Regions from separate parts of the Mus musculus genome. Here region 2 is linked to region 1. A link is a loop called in an ENCODE intact Hi-C map of the cell type or tissue named here. Cell type or tissue: heart. All regions are shown on one strand.

Region 1 (8,000 bases):
AGACAGAGTCCCACCTGACTTGTTCAGTCAGGCCTTCAACCTCCCATCACACCTTTAACTTGATCAGCTGATAACAGTTTTACACTAATAGGTGGCTTTCGTACCTCTTTTCAGCCACCAAGCATTTAGACCAGTGAAAGTGATAAAATTCCTCAAAAGACCCCGCACCAAGCATCAAGTGATTCACAAAGCTCAACTAAACTTACATTTGGGAAAAAACCCCAGAAGCTCAAACTTACAAGCCACCGAGGGGACAGCTGCTGCTTACCAGTGTCAAACTTGATGAAGTCAGTTATTTTGCCTGTCTCCAAATCAATCTGAATGGTGTCGTTCACCTTGATGAGGGGATCAGGGTACCGAATAGTACGAGCATCATGGGTCACCAGGTGCGGGATTCCTTTTGTGCCTACAAAGATCTTTCTCACTTTGCACAACTTGTACTAGAAGTATAAAAGGGTTAAATACATTTAATCTAACTCATATATACCTTGTTATAGTTGTTTCTGGGGCCAATCCCCAGCTTAAAAAAAAAAATCACATTTTGTGCACTCTGCTCCAAACAGCAACGGTATTAGCAACTTGTCTATCAAATCAAATTTCTAGTGGTCACTGGACATGCCCTTCAGCCTACTGACAACAAGGCAGCATGTAAGAAAACCAGAAGCCACACCATCAATTGAATTAACCTTCATTTATAGCCATTAATTCAAGCCCTAAACCTACGTGAAAAGCCACCTAAAACTGAACTAAGCAAAGATAGTAAATTAAACCAACGCCCCAAAGATTACCGGTTTCTTGTACCTCTAACCCACCCAAAAAGCAAAGGTAGACCCACAAATGGAGACATGGCAACATGCCAAATAGATTGCCAACTCCTTTATGTTCCAAGGAATACTTCAAAATTAATCCCAAGAAAGGATGTCGTGTTTCTACAAGACACCAAAAGTCAGTGCTCTAATTGCCACAAGAAAGCTCCACCCCAAGATATCTAGCAACAGACCTTACAGAGGCTGAGGGGCTGGGGTGTAGGTCCGAGATCAAGCATGTGCTTTGCCACGTGAGAAACGGGGTTGAGTACCCAGTAAGTTAAACCATGCAACAGGTCCCCATCGATCTCATCTCTAGGCACACAATTCTAATGAAATCTGTTGACTCATCTCTCACTTCCATGATCTAACTTAGAAACTAATTTTAGAGGAAACTACCCAGCCCGCTTGCCACACCAACCTTGGCCTCCTCCGGTGTAATACGATGAACAGCAAAGCGACCCTTGGTGTCATAGATCAGACGGAAGTTCTCTCCGGTCTTGTCAATGCTGATGACATCTGATATCAAAGAATAAGGTTACCACAGCAACCCTCACTACACTCCTAACTGAGCTGGGGGATGTGTGTGTGTGAGCCCATTTTATCAAGACTCCACATAAACTTTAAATGGGAATTTGGGTTTCAGAAGCTATCCCCACAATATTTAAGTAACAGCCCAACAGAGATTCTGATCCAGTAGGTCTGTATGGGAGAGTAGCAAGAAATTCAAAATTTAAAAAGGAATAAAAGCCCAGTAGCCAAACCTCTCCATATTACCGTGCCAGGGTAGGGGTGAAGACGAAGACCAGGAAAGCCTGGCACTTTCCCAGTCACCTGCCACTATTGGGAGTTAAGGGCCTGTGGCCACTACCGATCCTGATTACTCACCCATAAACCCAGCAGGGTAGGTTATATCGGTCCTGACTTTCCCATCAATCTTAATGAATCGCTGCATGCAAATCTTTTTTACTTCATCTCCAGTCAGGGCATACTTAAGTCTGTTCCTTAGGAAAATGATGAGAGGCAGGCATTCCCTCAGCTTGTGAGGACCAGTGGATGGACGAGGAGCCTGGAAAGTTTTAGGAAAATTACTACACCAAAACTTGGGTTATTTTACATGGGGGGGGGGTCGCTAGAAGATTCCTCAACATTTTCTCCTCCAAAGAATGAGGCCTGCTACTTTGAGACCTGAGTCTATGTATCCACCATCAGTGTACTATGGAATACATGGAGTAGATGAAACAGATGTATCAAAATTGAGGTAGGACACAGGTCTTTAAGACAGCCAAAGATTCTCTACATTCAACTCCACAAATATGCTTGTTAAAGGTATGTCTACCTTTCACACCACAATACTTACAAACACGCCAGTCAACTTATCCAGCATCCAATGTTTTGGAGCAGCTACACGCTTCAGGTGTTTCTTGGGACCACGAGCCTGGAAGAAGTTTTCAAAGTAACGTTGTTACATTGTTTCAGGTCTTTCCAGCAAAGCCTACGGCGTAAATCCTTCAATGAACTGACTTTCGAACTTTCCCAATTAACAAAATGTGGGCAATATTGAAAGCGCCGGGTCCCAGTAAAACGTAGAAAAGACAGATAAGCATCAATAGGCCAAACCCAGTATTCGCACCTTAGCGATTCCCATTTTTTACAGTTATGCCAGATGTCTCCATTATGCCTGCTCACAAAAATTAGCCTTTCATAGCACACTTGCGAATTACCCAGTGATTCAACCCTAGACGCACAGGCAGATAGGGACAGAAAATGGCCCAGGACCGTATCTCAATTGTCAATCGAAAAGTATAGTATTAGAACACAGCCATCTGGATCGAAGGTTTCTGGTACAAAGATAAACTCTAACTCCGGCACTGGCACTACCACGTGTACTGCTCCTTTGTATACTAAAGAGTCGAAGTTTCACATTCGAAAGCGGAAGGAAGCTTTTTGTAATGCTTCGTACACTTACCAGCTACACAACATATAAAGTAAGTCCGTGCCAAAAGATAGACAAATGCACAAGTAAGAGCTAATCCTTCAAGCAGACCCTGCGCCCACATGCCCAAAGCTTCAATCTGCACTCCCGGGCCCTCGAAGTTCTTCCCCAAGTGGAAAAGCATTTCTCCCTGGGCAAGGGGATGTGTGATTAAGCCCAAGGCCTTGCTTGCCCTCTGCGGCAGACTTCCCATCCTAGCTCAGACCAGTATTCTCCCTTGCCGCCAAGCCCATCTCTGCCAGCCTGCAGCAGAGCTGCTTTCGCCTCCACCCTGTAGTCGACCGCGGGAGCCCTGATAACCCGGGCAGCATCGGTCAGGGAGGATGGAAGCCGATGCAACCCAAGAGCTCGCTGTACCCCTGCCTTACCATGGCTGCGCTAGGAACGGAAAGAGACTCGCCTTCTTCCGGCGAACGAAGAAATTAGGGTCGGAGGCTGCGCGCGCGCTGGAGCCTGGGTTGCTCCGCCCAGCCTCAGACTTTCCCAGCGGGCGGGGACTCTCTCTTGCCATCTGCTGGTGGGAGGTCAGAGGTCCCAGGCTGGGAAACTGAGGCTGAGAGAATCTCCCAAAAACTGTTTTTCCTCAGTCCTTTCTCTTCTTTGTGCCGAGTGATGAGTGCTGGGGATACCCAGACCAATCGCACCAGATAACTGCCCGCAAGGAGAGTTCTGTTAGATGGCTGAGTGATAAAAAGATACATTTTAATACTCGATACTTTTCTTATACAAAGTTTCTCTAATCTTCCAGAGTTACCAGTCCAATCAGCCAGCCCCATGCTAAGCGAAAGGTTTGGCCAACGGCATGTTTCTCTTTGCTTTTGTAAAGATTGCTGAGGCACTGAGCCATCCAGGGTGAGATGGTAGGCTCTCTGCTTGAACCTGGCATCCTGCGCATCCACTCCTGTAGAACACATTTGACATTTATTGTACTGTAAGTGGAAGAGAGGGAACATTAGAGAGTATCTGGTTTTGCCTAGCCAGTATGTAGACCTAGCTGTTCTACTTTTGAAGCTGCTGTGTTAGAGTGGTGGCACTGGCTGCCCTTCATTCACCATTTTCTGCTCTCTTAGTTATCTGTGGCCTCCCACAGGTCGATGAAGTCTGCCCATCATAAACCCAAAGATCCAGTCCCTTCAAACTATTATGAAAGGGGTATTTTTCAGCCTCACCTTTCCTCTTTCTCCTGTCCCTCCCCTCTCTCTCATATGTGTGTGTGCAGTTGTTATCATTTATTTGTTATCATTAGTGGCTGCTAGGGAATGAGTCACTTTTTCATATATATATATATATATATGCAAATGAAATATACATTTTGGGGGGGGGGTTCGAGACAGGATTTCTCTGTGCAGCGTTGGCTGTCCTGGAACTCACTCTGTATACCAGGCTGGCCTCAAACTGAAATATACATCTTGAGACAGAGCCTCATTATGTAAGCCAGGGTAGTCTCAGACTCATCATTTTTCTGCTGAGAGTTGAGTTACAGGCATGCACCCCCACAGTCTATATAGTACAAGCAAGCAGACTATATCTTTATTTTTAACTTTTGAGACAGGCTCTTCTAGACAGGCTAGGCTGACCTGCAGCTTGAGAGAGGTCATCTGCCTCATCTTCCCAAGTGCTGGGTGATACGTTACTTCGCCACTGTAGGTGAAATGAGACAAATCAAGCAGAATTAGATTATATTAAATGCAGGTTTATTGGAAAGGTGCTCTCGGGCAAGTTCACTGGCCCCAAGGACTGAGGCTAGGGGAGTCACAATGGGAAGGAAGAGATGGGGGGAGGGGGAAGAGAGGGGAGAGGGAAGAAAGAGGGGAGGAGAGAGAGGGGGAGGGGAAAACAGAGGGCAGGGGAAACAGAGGGGGAGGGGGAAGAGACAGGAGAGTGGGAAGAGGGAAGGGAAAAGAGAGGGGGAGAGGAGGAAGAGAGGAGAGAGAGGGAGGGAGGGGGAGAGAGAGAGGAGAGAGGGGAGAGAGAGAGAGGAAAATATCTGGATTATATAGGGAGCTTCTGGGGAAAAGGCAGCTCACCTCCTGGGCTGGGAAGTTCAGGCTTGGGGGCAGGGTCTGCCAGCTAGGGATTGAGGGATGCGGGGAGAATCTGGAGGCCAGGTCTGCTTTCATATGTAAAATATGCACCTCAGTCTCCTGTCCCAGGGTCTGGGATGATAGGCATGTGCCACTATGGCCAGCCTATAGTTTTATTTCTTTTCTTCCTCTTCTTTTTTAAAGATTTATTTATTATTATATGTGAGTACACTATCACTGTCTTCAGACACACAAGAAGAGAGGGCATCAGATCTCATTATGGATGGTTGTGAGCCACCATGTGGTTGCTGGGATTTGAACTCAGGACCTTTGGAAGAGCAGTCAGTGCTCTTAACCACTGAGTCATCTCTCCTGCCCCTTATTTGTTTGTTTGTTTGTTTGTTTGTTTTTCGAGACAGGGTTTCTCTGTGTAGCCCTGGCTGTCCTGGAACTCACTCTGTAGACCAGGCTGGCCTCGAACTCAGAGATCCACCTGCCTCTACCTCCCAAGTGCTGGGATTAAAGGCGTGTGCCACCACTGCCCGGCCCTAGTTTTATTTTAATTGATATATACCAAGTGTACAGATTTATGGGGCACAGTATTGCATGTTTATGCATGTATATAATGTATAATAATCAGCTCAGAGCAGTTGCCACATCTTCACCTCAGAACTTTATAAATTCTTTGTGTTGGAAGCATTCAGTATCCTCTCTACTACTTCTTTTGAAGCATCCAACCAAATCGTTTCAACCATCACTACCCTACTGTGTATCTGTTCACCATCCTTTCCATCCTCCCCAGGTGCTGTTAGCCACTAGTCTTTACTTCTTTGTGATTAGCTTTTAATACAATTAATTTATTTTCTAGTCTTATTTATCTTATTCTTGTTTATGACTGTTTGGTGTCATGTAGTCTGTGCACCACTTGCATGTCTGCTGTTCCCAGAGGTCAGAAGAGAACCTTGGATCCCCTGGAACTAGAGTCATGCATAGTGTGAGCTGCCAGGTAGATGCTGGGAGTTCAACTCAGGTCCTCTCCAAGAACAAGTGCTCTTAACAGCTGAGACATCTCTCTAGCTCCTTTATATACTTAAAAAGAAATAATATCATCTTGATTCTCCCACAGTTGTGTGTGTGTGTGTATGCACACACACAAGTGTATAATGTATTTTGGTTGTATTCACACACGCCCATTCCCCCTTTGCCACCTGCTTCATGCTCCCTCTGGGGCCCTTCTTCCCAATATGCCCTCTTCATACTTGTATTTTTTGTTTTTGTTTCTGTATCGTTTTTTAGACGCAGTCTCACTCTATAGCCCCAACTGTCCTGGAACTCACCAGAATGCACAGCATCTGTTTGCATCTGCCTCTGGAGTGCTAGAGTCAAGACCATGCTCCACCACGCTCCTCTTTCTTTCTTAAAATAACTCACTGAAGTAACTGAGTGTAGTGACACAGGGCAACAAAGTGAAACCTCCATCTCAAAAGCAAAACAAAACCCTCCACAAAACCCAAACAACTAAGTTCGTTTGTTTGAACTTAAATTTGACTTGCATGTGCGTGGGTGTGGGTTTGTTTCCTGGACCATGGGTAACTTAACAGTGACTATATCCCTGAAGAAAAATGACTCTTCCGAAGCCATTAATTCTCTAATGAAGGATGAGGCCTCATGAGCCCCTCCCCCATTCCATGTTGGAATGTTAATGACTGGATCTTTCACAGGTCTTATGCAGAAAATTACAGCTGCTGAATTCAAGAGGACACTGGCCAAGTCGTACCTAGAGGACAGCACTCCTTTCCATCGTCTGGCTCCTAAATCTCCCTCCCCTTTCCACCAGGTTCCATTACCCTGGGAGCTCTGTGTGTGTGTGTGTGTATGTGTGTGTGTGTGTATGTGTGTGTGTGTGTGTGTGTGTGTGTGTGTATGTGCGCGCGCGCGCGCGCGCGCAAGGTGCATGCTGTTGTCCCATTTCAGCCTGAAAGATCCACACTTTTGAGGTTGACTCTTTCTTTTTTCTTTCTTTCCTTTGGTTTTTGAAGGCAGGGTTTCTCCGTGTAGCCCTGGCTGTCCTGGAACTCACTCTGTAGGTCAGGCTGGCCTCGAACTCCCTGAGCTCCACCTTCCTCTGCCTCCCAAGTGCCGGGATTAAAGTCATGCGTCACCACCGCCATCCGCAGAGGCTGGCTCTTTCAAGACTGTCTGTGGACCCCATGATTTCTCAGCTTGGAACTGCTCTGAACAGTCCAGTCCTCTTCATGGTACCACCTAATCCCACTCCTCAGCTTTAGAGATGCCTACAGCCCTGCTTTCTGGGGTTCTGGGAGCTGCCCAGGCCCTTTGGGTCCTCCTCCTACTTTAGTTTCAAGACGGAACTAAGGTGCCTGTTTAACATTTCAAAGGGGAAGCTAGCATCCCTCCACCCCTACTTGTTATAGGGCCCTCCTGGCTGGCACACCCTACCCACTACCCTAAGCTCTGCAGCTCAGGGGCCTGGGCTGCTCTTCCTTATATAATCCAGACATTTTGGTTACATGCTCTCCTTTGGACCTCCTGACTGCTGCACCTGGTTTCCCTGCTCGCCCTTCTTCCTTCCCCTCCCCCATCTCCCCACATGGAGTCTGGGCATGCCTACTCCAGATGTTTCTGCCTCTGGCTATGCCCACTCACATATCTATAATAAACTTTTCTCCTCCATCATACCTAGGAGTGGTGATGTTCCTTTCCTCTTTCCTTTCCTCTTTCCTTTCCTTTCCTTTCCTTTCCTTTCCTTTCCTTTCCTTTTTTCTTTTCTTTTCTTTTCTTTTCTTTTCTTTTCTTTTCTTTTCTTTTCTTTTCTTTTCTATTCATTCAGTGGTTAATACCTTGTTCTCCTTGCTCCAAAGCTCAGCTCCAGCACTTAGTTCAACAGGCAGGAAGGAGTGATTGACTCATCTGCTGTCTTACTAAACTGAACATCCCCAGGACAGACCTGTCCTAACTCATTCGGGACAGCTGGCCCATCACCACTAACAGAGAACTTGACACTTCATCCAGTACTTGGTAAATAGTTGCTGAGTGAATAATTTTTTGGGGGGGGGTTGGTCTTTCGAGACAGGGTTTCTCTGTGTAGCCCTGGCTGTCCTGGAACTCACTCTGTAGAGTTGTTGTTCCAGTTGTAGGCTGGCCTCAAACTCA
Region 2 (8,000 bases), 240 kb before region 1:
CTTGATGCATCAAAGAATGTTTATCCATTCCGGCATTGGAGGGTATCTGTAGTGTTTCCTAGGTTTGGCTTTTATGAATAACACTGCTATGGGCATTTACCTAGCAGCTTTTTAGTGGACGTAAACTTTAATTTCTCTGGGACACATGCCTAAGAGTGCAGTTCCTAGATCATATGGTACTTGAATTTAGTTTTTAAAGAATCTGCCAAACTGCTTTCTGGAGCATTCTACCATTTTACATTCCCACCAGCAACGTAGGAGGGATCCAATTTCTAGACACTCTCATCAGCGTTGGGTGTTCTCATGGTTTAGTAAAATGTTAGACATCCAGATAGGTGTGCTCGTGTCTCCCTGTGGCTTTAATTTGCATTTCCCTGTGGTTACTGATATTGAACATCTTCCCATGGGCTGAAGTGACAACTATGTCTCCTCTTCGGTAAATGTCTATTTATGTCTTTAGCTCATTTTCTGCTTGGGTTGTTTGCATTTTTAACTGCTAAGTTTTCAGAATTTTTAATACATTCCAGATTCAAGTGCTTTGTTAGACAATATGTTTTGCAGATATTTCTCCTAGCATTTAACTTTTTAAAAATTCCTCTAAATGGGGTCTTCCACAGGGTGAAAGTGTTAACCCTGATAAAGAACAATTATTCATCTTTTTTGTGAATTCTTTTGAGCCACAGTCTCAGAATGTAACCCATGCAGGCCCTGAATTCAACGTTCCTTCTATCTCAGCCTCTTGTTGGCAAGAATGACAGGCCTGGGCCCCAATTTCCTGATATGAACAAGTTTTGATGATCAGATACGTGGTCTGGGTTATATGCCCAGCTGTAGATTTGAGTTTGAATTTCTCTTCTTTTCCTAATTTTCAGATTTTTAAAAAAGTTTATTATAGCCGGGTGTGGTGGCACATGCCTTTAATCCCAGCACTTGGGAGACAGAGGCAGGCAGATTTCTGATTTCGAGGCCAGCCTGGTCTACAGAGTGAGTTCCAGGACAGCCAGGGCTACACAGGGAAACCCTGTCTCGAAAAACCAAAAAAAAAAAATTTATTATGGGTGTTAGACATGATCATATGACTCTTTCTTCTTTAATATGCTAACAATGAACTAAATCTTTTGTGTAGAATTACTGTAAAATTCTCTGCACAGTTGGGGGAATTTATCAATACAACCACTGAACCTGGATATTTCTGTTTTGAGTTTTAAACTTTAAATTTGCTTCTCTCATTTTTTATTTTTATTTTTTTAAAGCTCAGATACAATTTTATTATAGCTTAAAATGAAAACCCAAAGTCAGGCAAGTGGCAGACCTCAGAAGCTTCCCAGAAGAGAATGAAGGGGAGAAAGGGGTGCAACTTCAGTTAAATGCACACGGAGATTACCTTATGATAGCAGACAGCTACATGGTGGGACAGGGGCTCTATAGAAAGAGAAAAGAAGCCCATTGTGTTAGGAAAAGCATAGATAGAACAGAAGTAAAAAGAAGCAAAGTCATACTTTCCTGAGCAATTCAGAAAAGCAGACTAGCTTAGGAAGTAGTGTGGCTATGCTCTATAAGAGACTGCAGTAGGGAAATCTGGGAAGGAAAAATACCATATTGCATTAAAGGGATAATTATTCCTCCTGTTTCTTTAGCATAGTATAAGGTCATCCTGCCTTCTGGGGAGTGGTCTTGCCTTCCTGAGGGATGGTCGCTTGGCCAGGTGATTGACCCAGCCAACTGGAATGTGAGGTCCCCATTCAGGCTAAAGATCTATTCTCTTGATCAGAAGGAGTTTCCTTTAATGAGGTCTTTCTCGCTACTCTAATGATACCCCTGCCCCCATGAAGAAAGAGGCAATCCTAAAATCATTAGGAGGTAGGCAGAAAATAGTGCACAGAACCCATTTACACCATGAAAACTTAGTTCTTGTTCCAAAACTGTCCACCAGAAGGGGCCGATGACACTGGAAGAACTCAGTGCAGAGATTTTCAAGTCTATTCGTCTATCCCTAATACAGTAGAGTTGGAAGTCTATACTCTTTTTTTAAAGCCTCGTTCACTTTATCCCAGTTATCAGTGTGCAGTTCCCACTGCACTCTAAATGCCTACTGCTATGTCCATACCACAATCCATTAAGTACTCTGGATTTAATACTTTGTATAGGGAATTGTCTTTCACTTTATTTTCTCTAAAGTGTTTTTTTTAGCATTCTCTTTGCATGCTTCCTGGCTTTAGAATGAGTTTGTTGAATCCAATGAATAATTTCTGTGGCAATTTAGCTGGAATAGTAGTGAGCTTATAGACTGCTTTAAGGAGACCAGACATTTTTTTTCCTCCTTCGTGCAATGTTTTTCTCCTTTACAAAGACCACCAAAGCCTGCAAGAAAGGGAGCCAGGGCTAAAGAACACATAGAACTCACCTCCCTGACTTACGCCCTCCCCTTATTTGTGTCTGTTTGTGAAGGCCTGAACTTCAGACTCCTGAAGTTAAATATTTATTTTAAATCTTTAACAGGCCGTGAACGCTTAGTCTGTTTTTCAGTAGTACCCACGAATAGAGACAATACCTTCTTTTCCTGATCACAAAGAAAAAGAAGATGTAGTCACGTGCATACCTAGTTAAACACTGTCAGGAAATGGTGGGGTGGTGCCTTTCTAGGTAGAGCTCAGGCTGACAGAAAGTCATGGTGGGTGGGGTGGGTGGGAATACCAGTGGATGCAGAAGCATGAAAGGTTACTCATGTCTAACTTTTTTTCTGTGGCTCTAGAGCACCATGTCCGTTCGGTGGTGCTACTAGCCACAGGTACCCACATGGAAACCAAATGGACCTCGATGCTTGGCTCAGGCTGGAGCTGTCTGAATGATTCATCAGGCTCTCTCAGGGTCAAACCTTAGGTCTACAAAGACCTTCAGCATCACGGGGAAGCAGTCGTTAGCTACAGCTTTCCACACTTTCCTCAAAGGGAACAGTAGGACCTGGATTAGGGTTTCTTTGGCTTCCACAAATGCTGTCTGGGCAAGCAGTGCTGTGCCTACCTATGTTCCATTCAGCCCAGAGGATAGGCCGTGCCCTCACAAATCTGGATTCTCTTCTGCATGTTTATTGTCTCCAAAGCAGAGGTGGGACCTTAGCTGCAGGCTGTGATCTGTGTTTCTTACAGTCTAAGGAAACAAGCAATATATTACTAATAAAGAAAATAAAACAGGCAGTGGCAAACACCAGAGGCGGGTGCAAAGGCGATGTGGACTTTAACTGCATAACTTTTTGATCTACTAGTAAATCCTTCTTAACCCCAGAGCCATGTCCATGTCATGCACTTGATTCAACTGCACATCCTGCCAAGGTTCCAGGGTCATCTTAGTTGCCTCTCTCTCTCCCATCTGTTCCAATTTCTGGTGCACATTCCTAACTCACAGCTCCTGCTCCTATTCCCATGCTTAGGTCTTGTTTTGCTTTGCTTTAGAAACAGTCTCACTATTATTCTTAACTATGTTGCTCTGGCTGTCCTATAACTCACTTTGTAGACCAGGTTGGTCTCAAACTCAAGGAGATCTGCCTGCCTCTGCCTCCCAAGTGCATGTGTCACTATGCCCAGCTCTGTGTCCCGCTCCTTAACTCAAAGCATTTCACACACTCAAGCCCCACACCTGTCTGCCTTTCTCATTAGGAGCTATTTTACAGCTTTTAATTTTGAAATGGTAAATGTTTGCTATAATGCTTGAATTTCAAAGTCCTTTATGACATCATCGTTTAACTGACCCTTCCTGAGTGTGTCTGGTGTGTGTGAGTGGAGGAGGGGTGCAATTTGATGCTGTGGAAAGCCCATCTCACCTGAACTTTGGAGTCACACATAACTGAGTCATATAGCCCCTCCCCTATTCTTTAGCGGTTTGTTCCCTGCCTTCGCCCCCATCTTCCCCTGGTCCTCAGTCTCTATCCCCATCAGAAGTTGTAATGAATCGACGCGAGGTTCTGGTGTGTGTGTGGGGGGGGGGGTGAATAATGCTGGGGTTCATACAGGACTGGGGCCCAGGAGGGCAGAGCAGGCCAAGTGTGCCCCGGCTGGTTTGCGTGAGCAGAGCAGCTCTGTGCAGCTCCGCGCGTCACCAGGCGCGTGCGGAGGCGGCAAGAGCGGCGGGCGGTGAGTCATGGTCCCCGCGCACCTCCGGAACTGGAGGCTGCTTGGCGCAGCACAGCCCCCGCCTAGCTCCCTGCTCCTCCCCGCTCCTGGGGCGGACGGGCGGCATGAAAGCCTGATGCCGGGCGGCAGAGGGCGCTGCTGTGCAGCTGCTGGCAAGCCAAACAAAAAAGGCTGGAGCTGCCTCTGGCTGGGAGGGATGAACAGCAGCCCAGAGGCGGGGCGAATGGGGGAATGAATGCCAGGGCAGCCTTGCTGTTTTTAAGAGAAAGGAAGTGTACTTCAGAATGATTCATCCCTGCACAGAGTGATGGGGCAGTGGATCCCCCTACCCACCGAAGGAGAATGCCTTTCTTGCTTAGCCTAAGCTGTCTAAAGTTAGCAGCATTATCCATTCCTTAGAGAGGGTCCCTGATAGAGCGGGTTACCTCTTTTCAAAATGGATCTGCCCAAGGGACTTAGCCTGCAACCTTCTTTCCTCTGATGATTGCCACTTGAGGAAAGTGGCCTAAGATTTGAGCTGACAGTAATGCAGGGCAAGAGAACGTGCTCTACTTATCGGTGACCAACGTCCCACTGTCGTCGTGTTTTTTTTTGTCTTGAAATTGCTCTGTGTGTGTGTCCTTGAGCTTTTGCTCAGGGTAGAACCCAGAGCCTTGTGCATAATAGATAAGTGCTATTCAACTGAGCAACATCCCCAAACCCAAACTTAAGCACCATCATTCATTCATTCATTCACTGTGAACATCTTCACAATGTTTGAAAGCCAGTCACAGTGCAGAGAAGGAAGAGAACCAAATGTTAAAACAATGATCCTTAGCAGAAAACAGCTTATGCTTGACCCGGGACACCTAAGTAAATACATGCAAGAGCTTCATGCTGCACCTTGGAACTGAGTTGTTTTGGTCGCTGATGCATTCTGGGAGCACACAACAGTTACTGACACACAATAGACACTCATTTGTCCAGGGAATGCTAGAGACGTTCAGGAGAGTACATGGGACCCAGAAGAGTCCAGGATGAAGATGTTAGCCAGATGGAGATTAAGACAGAGAGAAAAGAGCCTTGGCAAAATAGAGGTCTCCATCCTCACCTCCCTGTGCCTCCCTTCCCTCATTCAAGGAGAAAAGCAGAGACCTGGCTCTGAATCTAAATGTGCTTCCAGAAATGAGCCCAAGTGTATAGGTTAGGGCCTGGCCAGAGCTTCTGACCTCTGACTTAGCTCGGCTTCAGATTACAAACTTGCCTATTTTCCGTGCTCCTCTCCCCCCCCACCCCCTCACTCTGTCTTCCCTCAAACTCCCCTAGAATAAATTATCTATGACATGAAAGTCTGTACTTGTGTTTTGTCATGAGGTTTATTTTTTGTATTAATTGTATTTCAAAATAAAGGCTTTGTTGTTTACAGATCTTTATACTAGCACAATTTTGCTGTAGGAAAACAAGTCAACACTTTTGTACTAAGAATAAAATAAAAATCCAGCCATAGTTTCACCGTCCAAAGTAGTGCTTGGCGTTTGGAATGCTTCCATTACAATTCACACACACTGGCACTCATCCAGTTAGAACTGGTACAGACTGAATCTTATGTTCCTAAGAAAAACATGAGCTTGGACAGTGGTCTCTTGCCCTCTATCAATAACTCTGATGGCAAGACGTTTTGGCTGAGAATCCCAAACTTGATTCTTTAAGCAGCTGAGGCTCCTCAGTGTAAGTCCTTGGGAAAGTTCAGAGAGCTTTCTCTGAGCCAGTGCTGTTTCCACACCATGGTATGGATGCCTCCCTAAGTCTATTTCAGAGGGCCACAGGAAAGAAGTGCTGAACTCCTTGCTGGGAGGGAAAGGTGGAGAAGGGACCTATTGCCCCACTTGTCCAAGGGAGAATCCCTAAAGCAAGTCCATAACCCTGGGTAACTTTTTGGGAAGCTGATTTTCTCAGCTTCTTTAACGCTTCAATATAAGTATGGGAACTCTTTTCTGTCTTTAGTCCTTGCCTTTCAAAGACACACACACACACACACACACACAGTCCCTGCTTTCAGTGTAACACGTCTTCATATCGAAGGAGCTTAGGTGAATAGTCTAGAGTCAGACAAGGGGTCAGAGATAGATTTGAGACTGGAACATCCTTTCAGACAGTTAAGCTAAAGTGCTCTTAGGTGATTCCTCTATTCAGAAGCTTTTGAGACACCCTCCTCCCTGTAGACTGGAATGGATGATGCTGAGTCTGACAATCAAGGTCCTCCATGGCCTCTTGATTCAGCTCAGCTCTTCTTCCCAGACTGACTTTTCGCTTCCCAGGATCCTCTTCTTCACTCTCTTTCACCATGCTTTAGAGTTCGCTTGTCAGGGTGCCCGAGCTCTCTGAGTTTCTGGGAGATAGGGTGAGAAAGGACTCACTCCATTTCTCAGGCTGGCCTTGAACTTAAGATGTCTATTATGGCTAACATTGATTTTGAAGTTGACAAGATCTGGAATCAGACATTCCTTCCGTCACATTTAGCATCCTCAGTTTCTAGAAACATTGAGTCAAATGAATCCCCCACTTCTTTTGATTATGGGACACTGGGTCCTCAATGCTGCCTCAGATCACCCCAACTCAATGGTCTGTGGCAGCTCACACACAACTGCTTTTTGCACCAACAAAGTCCAACCTGGCTCACTGCTCACTCCATGACCTCCTTTCAGATTGTGTCTTTATAAGCAAGATCTAGGCTCCTGGGAGGGGACAGGACTTAGTCTTAGTCCCCTCTTTATCCTTCACAACTCAAACATCTCACTTTGTCCTTCCTCCACCCTCTCATGGCTTTTCTTTCTTTTTTCTTTTCTATTTTTAAAGGGTTATTTAGTTAATTAGCTTTTCTTTAGGCAGGTCTCATTGTAGCCAGGTAACTATGCTGCCAAGGATGACCTTGAACTCCGAGTCTCCTGCTTCCACCTCCCAAGCTCAGGATTACAGGTGTGCACCACCACTCCCAGCCTTCATTTCTTTTTGGAAATCCAAATGTCCTCTCCCTGCCAGGCATGGGATGGCGGGAAGGCCAAGAGCTCTAGATGGTTCTGATCGACAGGGCACTTCAAGAATGTGAGACCAGAAAATTGATTTTGGGCCCCGGCCAGTAAAAATATTTGTAAAAATGGTTGGCAATTAGGTGGGGCCCACCCATTCCTAGAGCAGATAAGGAGGAGGTGTGTGGTGCTGAGGCTGACTTGAAGAGTCCTGGGGACCAGTGAGAAAGCGAAGGAGCATTGTTCGCATTTTCCAAATGAGCACATAGAAAGGGAAGTCGTGATTATGTAGCTGTTGAAAACAGCATTTCCACTCGTTACCTGAAACAATAGGCGCTGGGAGTGTAGCTCTGAGAGGCGGTGATGTCATGGGAATAGCATGAAACAAGCTGCTTGCAGACCATGACTCTTTGACCTGGGGTTTGGTCCCAGCTCTACCTCTGTTCTTGCTCACTGTTAAACCTCGCTGGGCTATTTCCTTGGCTTAGACTTGGTTTCTTCCTCTCTGATATGGCAAGGTAGGCAGAAGGGTGGTATGTGAGCAGCTTGAACTGTCTGCTTCTTCTAACGCCCTGGGCATTTGAGGTATGTGACAGAGAAAAGCCCAGATCAGGGAAGTACTCTTGGAAGGCAAGACACAGACAAGGTGGCTAGAGAGGTGACAAAGCCTGGTGGCTAGAGAGGTGACAGGGCCTGATCCAGGGTAGGGCCGGTGGTTTGATGACTGTGAAGCTGACATGTTCTGACAGGAACTGACTGAAAAGGTTCTAATAGGAACTGGCAGGAGAAGGGGAGGGGGTGACAAGAAGGATGGAGATTTCATTTGCCTCTGGAGCCCAAGTGAAAGTAATCTCGAGTCCCAGGTTTA

Evidence for each region. Hi-C counts contacts between places; a loop is a spot of excess contacts. Peaks named below come from ENCODE experiments on the same cell type or tissue, not always from the same donor. Only the 100,000 strongest peaks of a DNase experiment are listed, where the experiment ranks them.
Region 2: it touches region 1 in a loop (5-fold over the local background); 4 of 42 quality-filtered maps call a loop at or near these places.

The regions. Positions count from the first base shown.
Region 1 is chrX:102,186,128-102,194,127 of GRCm38, forward strand. It overlaps Rps4x (ribosomal protein S4, X-linked), which reads right to left and starts at 3,264. Exons shown (of 7, transcript NM_009094.2): 1 at 3,171-3,264; 2 at 2,167-2,244; 3 at 1,695-1,875; 4 at 1,228-1,325; 5 at 269-440. The coding sequence starts at 3,173. In heart, a CTCF peak has its summit at 3,316 (motif pointing left); a DNase peak (open chromatin) is centred at 3,204; H3K4me3 peaks cover 2,860 bases; H3K27ac peaks cover 1,397 bases; H3K27me3 peaks cover 240 bases.
Region 2 is chrX:101,950,161-101,958,160 of GRCm38, forward strand. All of the region lies in intron 1 of Nhsl2 (NHS-like 2), which reads left to right. Among named protein-coding and RNA genes, the nearest start is that of Gm25828, 41 kb to the left of the region's middle. In heart, a CTCF peak has its summit at 4,252 (motif pointing right); a DNase peak (open chromatin) is centred at 4,221; H3K4me3 peaks cover 472 bases; H3K27ac peaks cover 1,528 bases; H3K27me3 peaks cover 1,483 bases.